Linked DNA regions of Homo sapiens: region 1 is linked to region 2. A link is an interaction called in ENCODE POLR2A ChIA-PET data of the cell type or tissue named here. Cell type or tissue: GM12878. All regions are shown on one strand. Links, peaks and the distances in the headings refer to the core of each region. The heading gives the core; the rest is flanking DNA. Region 1 has its middle 130 kb from the start of MAP3K21. Region 2 overlaps KCNK1 (potassium two pore domain channel subfamily K member 1).

Region 1 (2,917 bases), core at 308-2,807, 170 kb after region 2:
GAGATTATTGACAGATGACAATTTTCCCTACCTTGTTCAGGAGGCAACAGCATTGCAAGAGGGGAAGAGGGAAGCTGCAATGCCTCTCGAGGCCCCAGCTTAAGACACACACGGCATTCCTGTGCTGTGTTCTGTCAGTCTCAGTGGTCACAGGGCCAGCCCAGATGGACAGGTGGACCAAGAGGTTCCATCTGTACATAGGAGGAATGGCAAAGAATTTATGATCATTTTTAATTATCAGTCAGGATTCAGTAAGGATCTGCAGGTCCTGAGCCACCCACTCTATGTCTGACTTTCCCTCAAAGATACTCGGCTTCCCCCGTGTTTCCACCACTCAGGTGCGCTGTGACCAGGTGGCCTGTATCGTCAATGCCTGCCCCAGTTCAGAACTCCCCCAGGCCTCAAAATGCCAGATTGCCAGTGAGCCAGTGACTCCAGACCCCTCCTAAGGCTGGTTGAATAGGAAAGCAAAACCTTTGCATTCTGTCTGGCCATCAATCCAAGCCCTAACCTGCTTCATTGCTTGGTAGCCTCTTGATTGACTCCCTCTGTTACCCAAAAAAAAAACCGGGGTTCATTTGCCTGGCAAGTAACAAATGCCTCCTTAAGAGAATGCAGGGTTTTTTTAAATCAATTGTTTGTTTGTTTGTTTGAAAGGAGGTCTAATTCTGTCACCCAGGTTAGAGTGCAGTGGTGCAAACTAGTTCACTGAAGCCTTGACCTCCTAGGCTCAAGTGATTCTTTCACCTTGGCCTCCAAAAGTGCTGGGATAACAGGCATGAGCCACTGCACCTGGCCCCATAGGATAATTATTACTTGGTACAAGTAAGGAGTATAAACCAAAAAGTGTCTGAGACAGGTCTCAATCAATTTGGAAGTTTATTTTGCCAAGGTTGGGGACACACCCATGACACAGCCTCGGGAGGTCCTCAGAACATGTACCCAAGGTGGTCTGGCTGCAGCTTGATTTTAGGGAGACATAAGATATCAATCAAGACCTGGTTTGGTCAGGAAAGGTGGAACAACTCTAAGCAGAGGCTTTCAGGTCATAGGTGGACTCAAAGATTTTCTGATGGACAATTGGTTGAAAGAGTGTGTCAAAAGACCTGGAATCAATAGAAGGGAGTGTCTGGATTAAGATAAGGGGTTGTGGAGACCAAAGTTCTTATTTTGCAGATGAAGCTTCCAGGTAGCAGGCCTCAGAAAGAATAGATTGTAAATGCTTGTTATCAGACTTAAAAAGGTACCAGACTCTTAATTTGCTTCTGGATCAGGAAAAAGACCTGGAAAGGGAAGGGGATTCTTTACAGAATGTAGATTTTTCCCCACAAAAGACATCTTTGCAGGGACATTTCAAAGTATATCAAAAAATATATTTTGGGGTAAAATGCTTTGATTTCTTTCAGGGACTGTTATTTTTCATGTTGGTTTCTAATTGCTACAGAGTCTCCTTTTTAAAGTCTCTGTTTTAATGTTAATGCTGGTCATTTGTACCTAAATTCCAAAGAGAGGAGAGTATAATGAGGCAAGTCCAATCACCCATCCCCATCACAGCCTCAACTGGTGTTTCAGGTTAACTTTGGAATACCCTTGGCCAAGAGGGGTCCATCCAGTTGGTTGTGGGAGCTTAGAATTTTATTTTTCGTTCACAGGAGGATGCTGGGGTATGCTCCAAGCCAGTGTCTCCAGGAAGGAAAGTGACAGGAGGGTCTTATGGGGAGATGGAGAGGGGGGAGGGTGTGTCATTGCATGTGGAGGAGGTGTCCCAGTGGCACAGCCACAGTGAGTCATTGAGCCATCACATATGTTGCATGTTATGATAATGAAGCTATAGCTCCTCCCTGGAGTGGAGACTTTAGCATGGTAATGAGGAAACTTCACTTAGGTTTGTCTGTAAATTGCTGGAATCTGTCAGGAGCTGGTTTTCACCAAGTAGGTGACTGCATTCCACACTGGACTTAGGAAGAAACAGACTGCAGGGCAGGAAGCTGTAAAACAGGCTGATTGCTCAAATCGATTAAATTTCTATAATTGCTGGAGATCCTCCCTGTCTGCTTATACCTCCTCTACTTTTGATGATGGAAAAAACAAATTCTGCCAAAATGTATTTAAAGAGGTTTATTCTAAGCCAGTATGAGTGACAGAGGCCTGGACTACACAATCTCAAGAAGTTCTGAGAAAGTGTCCCCAAAGTGGTCAGGTTATGACCTGGTTTTATACATTACAAGGAGATGGGAATTTCAGGTAAAACCACAAATCAGTATGTGGAAGACATACTTTGGTTTGGTCGAAAAAGGCAGGACACCTAAGCAGAAGTTTGCAAGGCATAGGTGAGTTTTAGGAAATCTTTAGTTGACAATTGGTTGAAAGAGTTAAGCTATTGTTTAAAGGCTTGAAATTAGGAGAAAGGAATGCCTGAGTTAAGGTAAGGAGGTTGTGGGGGCCAAGGTTCTTATTATGTAGGTGAAGCCTCATAGGTGGTGGCCCTCAGAGAGAACTGATGGTACATGTTTCTTTTCAGACTTTTAAAAGTGTCAGACTCTCAATCTCTCCTAGATCTGGGAAAGACATAGAAAAGGGAAAGATGGCTGCATTAATGGAGATTATTGATAGATAATAATTTTCCCTACCTCAGTCTGCTGGCCTTGCAGCAGTCATTTCAAAATATGTCAAAGAAATATATTTGAGGGTAAAATATTTTGATTTATCTTATGATCTGCAGTCATGTGATGCTATACCAGAATCAGCTTGGAAAGTAAGCCACATTATATAGGGTTAATAAAATCCCATCTAAAGAGATGTTATGATTTGTAGGGCATGACTCCCCAGACCACTTAGATAGCAATTTGGGCAAGAGAAAAAATAAAAGATCAGAGTTTAGTCCTCACTTTAAATCAATCTCATTTTCCCACATTCC
Region 2 (2,917 bases), core at 160-2,659:
GCATAGATAATAACAAATTTATAGTTAAAAAAAAACCCCAAACCTTCAAAATACTAAAAACTGGTATGTTTTATAGACAGGTATGAGTTCACAGATTTAAACACTAAGAATCTCTTCTCTTTGACCATTATTGGGTGGAAATGTTTCTAGAATTTATTATACACTTCCCTGCCTTCTTAAGTAGAAACATGTTGAGATATTTTTCTTGATGATTCAAGGACGTGGATTACTATATTGCGCTCTAAAACAATGACATCCCATTCAGGTATATAAAATTGTTCGTTGCAAGACTAAAGACTTAAAAGATTCTGTCTCTTGTCCTCCACTATTTGTATGGGTTTTGTGCAACTAAATAAAAACTATCATGTACCTCTATATTAGTTTGCTAGGGCTGCCTTAACAAAATATCACCAGTGGGTGGCTTAAACAACAGAAATTTATTTTCTCAAAGTTCTGGAGGCTTCAAGTTCAAGATCAATGTGTCTGCAAGCTTCATTTCTTCTGAGGCCTCTCTTGGCTTGCAGATGGCCACCTTCTCACTGTGGCCTCATTTTATCTTAATCACCTCCTTAAAGATGTTATCTATAAATACAGTCACATTTTGAAATACTGAGGGTAGAACTTCGACATAAGAACTTGAGGGAGACGATTTGGCCCATAACAAGGTCTGATGCCCAGATGCTATTAAAGCTCAGGTTCTTAGACATAACTGCATTCAAATTAAGACCATGTCACTTCCGGCTTTGGGACCTAAGTAGAGAAGTTGTTCAACCTATTAATTTCCGTTTCATCCTCTGTAAAGTGAAGACAATGATACCTATATCTCATCAGTTTATTGCAATGCATGGAAATGAATATGTGTAAACATTGCCTGGCACATATAAAGGGTTCAATAAAGATGTTATTTTAAAATAAAATTTTAGTTTGGAATTTTTTAACTATTTATCTTTTTATAACCTGCCATGTCTATTTCCCCATAGCTGTGCCTTTCCCTCTGTAATTTCTTATATTATAGGCTTGAAAACCAGATAATTAAAACTTCTAGAATTAAATGTAAAGGCTCAAAATCAAGACCTGTGAATACAGAGCACAAACATCAGAATATGGGATTTTGGATCTCTCTTCTGGCTAATACAGAGTTTGCTTGTTTAATTTTATGTAAATTCTATAGTAGATATAATTTAGTATTTATTGCACATTTTAGATAAGATAATCACAATGTGAAGTGTAGACTGTCATCATTAAAGGAAAAAAAAAGCAGTGACACAAATTGGATCACAAGTAAGTGGCATCTGAAATAAACATTTGTTTTGAAAGTGGTTGGTGGTGATACATAATTTATTCAATGTTGCATACCACTTAGAACAACAGCACAAAGAAGTCTGAGAAGCTGAACTTTCTTACACAAAGTTTCCCAGAAGAAAGTGAAATATTCAGAATACTCTTAGCGTACCTTTCAAGTATCATTCTGAAGCAGATGTCAGCAAACTTTTTTTGTGAGACAGTAAATATTTTAGGTTTTGTGGCCACATGGTTTCTGTTCAACTATTCAACTCTGCCACCTTAGCCGCTAAGCAGTCATAAATGATACAGAAGCAAACAGGTGTGGCTGCACACCAATAAAACTGTGTTTATGGACAATGAAATTTGATTTTCATAAAACTTGACTGTGTCAGAAAACATTCTTTTTCTTTTTCTTTTTTTTTGTCCCAACCATTTGAAAATATAAAGCCATTCTTAGCTCAGGCAGTACAAAAACAGGTGGTGGGCTAGATTAGGTCCAGGGGCCCTAGTTCGCCCACTTCGTTCTACTCTTCACCCCCCTGCCCCCCCGCCCCCCCGCCCCCCTCGCTTAGACGGAGGAGTCTCGCTCTGCTGCCCAGGTTGGTGTGCAGTGGCGTGATCTTGGCTCACTGCAATCTCCACCTCCCAGGTTCAAGCAATTCTCCTGCCTTAGCCTCCCGAGTAGCTGGGATTACAGGTGTGCACCACCACGCCTGGCTAATTTTGGTATTTTTAGTACAGATGGGGTTTCACCGTGTTGGCCAGGCTGGTCTTGAACTCCTGACTGCGTGATCCACCTGCCTCGGCTTCCCAAAGTGCTGGGATTACAGGCATAAGCCACCGTGTCTGGCCCACTTCACTCTATTCTAAAAGCGCAACAAGTATTTGTTGATGGTAACAACACATTTGTACTACTGAAAATAATTTGACAACTAAGGATCAGTCCAGCATCCCCCACTGCCTCTTCCCATCTTCTTTATTTGAAAACTACCTATGTTGTAGCAGCTCCCTACCTGCCTTAATCAAAAGCCACTGTACACCAAGCCCAATTAAGTTCACTTACTGAACACTTTAACTAGAGTTTCAATGCATCTCTTCATAAATAGGGATAAAGCAGCATCCTGGCTAAAGGCACCAGGGTTACCAATGGCAGGAACAGGGGCCAGGCATGGTGGCTCATGCCTGTAATCCCAGCACTTTGAGAGGCTGAGGTGGGAGACAGCTTAAGGCAACAAGTTTGAGACCAACCCAGGCAACAAAGCAAGACCACGCTCTCCAAAGAAAAATGAAAAAAAAATTGGCCAGGTGCGGTGGTGTGCGCCTGTAGTCCCAGCTCCTCAGGAGGCTGAAGTGGGAGGATCAACTAAGCCCAGGAGTTAGAGGCTGAAGTGACCCACGATAGTGTCACTGCACTCCAGACTGAGTGAGAGAGCGAGACCCTATCTCCAAAAAATAAAAATAAACAAAAAGGAACAGGAACTGAGCTGTCACATGGATCCCACATTTACAAAGCAGCAAAAGGTACTAAAAGTTTGTATACTGCATGAATACAAAAATTATTTTTTGTTTTGTTTTGTTTTTATGTTTCTTTGTTTTTTTGAGATGGAGTCTTGCTCTGTCGCCAGGCTGGAGT

The links. ChIA-PET counts read pairs that join two places held together with the same protein. Peaks named below come from ENCODE experiments on the same cell type or tissue, not always from the same donor. Only the 100,000 strongest peaks of a DNase experiment are listed, where the experiment ranks them.
Region 1: POLR2A ChIA-PET joins it to region 2 with 18 read pairs; 3 of 35 experiments call an interaction of 5 or more read pairs at or near these places.

What each region holds. Positions count from the first base shown.
Region 1 is chr1:233,451,817-233,454,733 of GRCh38, reverse strand. No RefSeq gene overlaps it. Among named protein-coding and RNA genes, the nearest start is that of MAP3K21, 130 kb to the right of the region's middle. In GM12878, for the core only: no CTCF peak of the experiment used is centred there; no DNase peak of the experiment used is centred there.
Region 2 is chr1:233,618,849-233,621,765 of GRCh38, reverse strand. All of the region lies in intron 1 of KCNK1 (potassium two pore domain channel subfamily K member 1), which reads right to left. Among named protein-coding and RNA genes, the nearest start is that of MIR4427, 3.8 kb to the left of the region's middle. In GM12878, for the core only: no CTCF peak of the experiment used is centred there; a DNase peak (open chromatin) is centred at 1,475.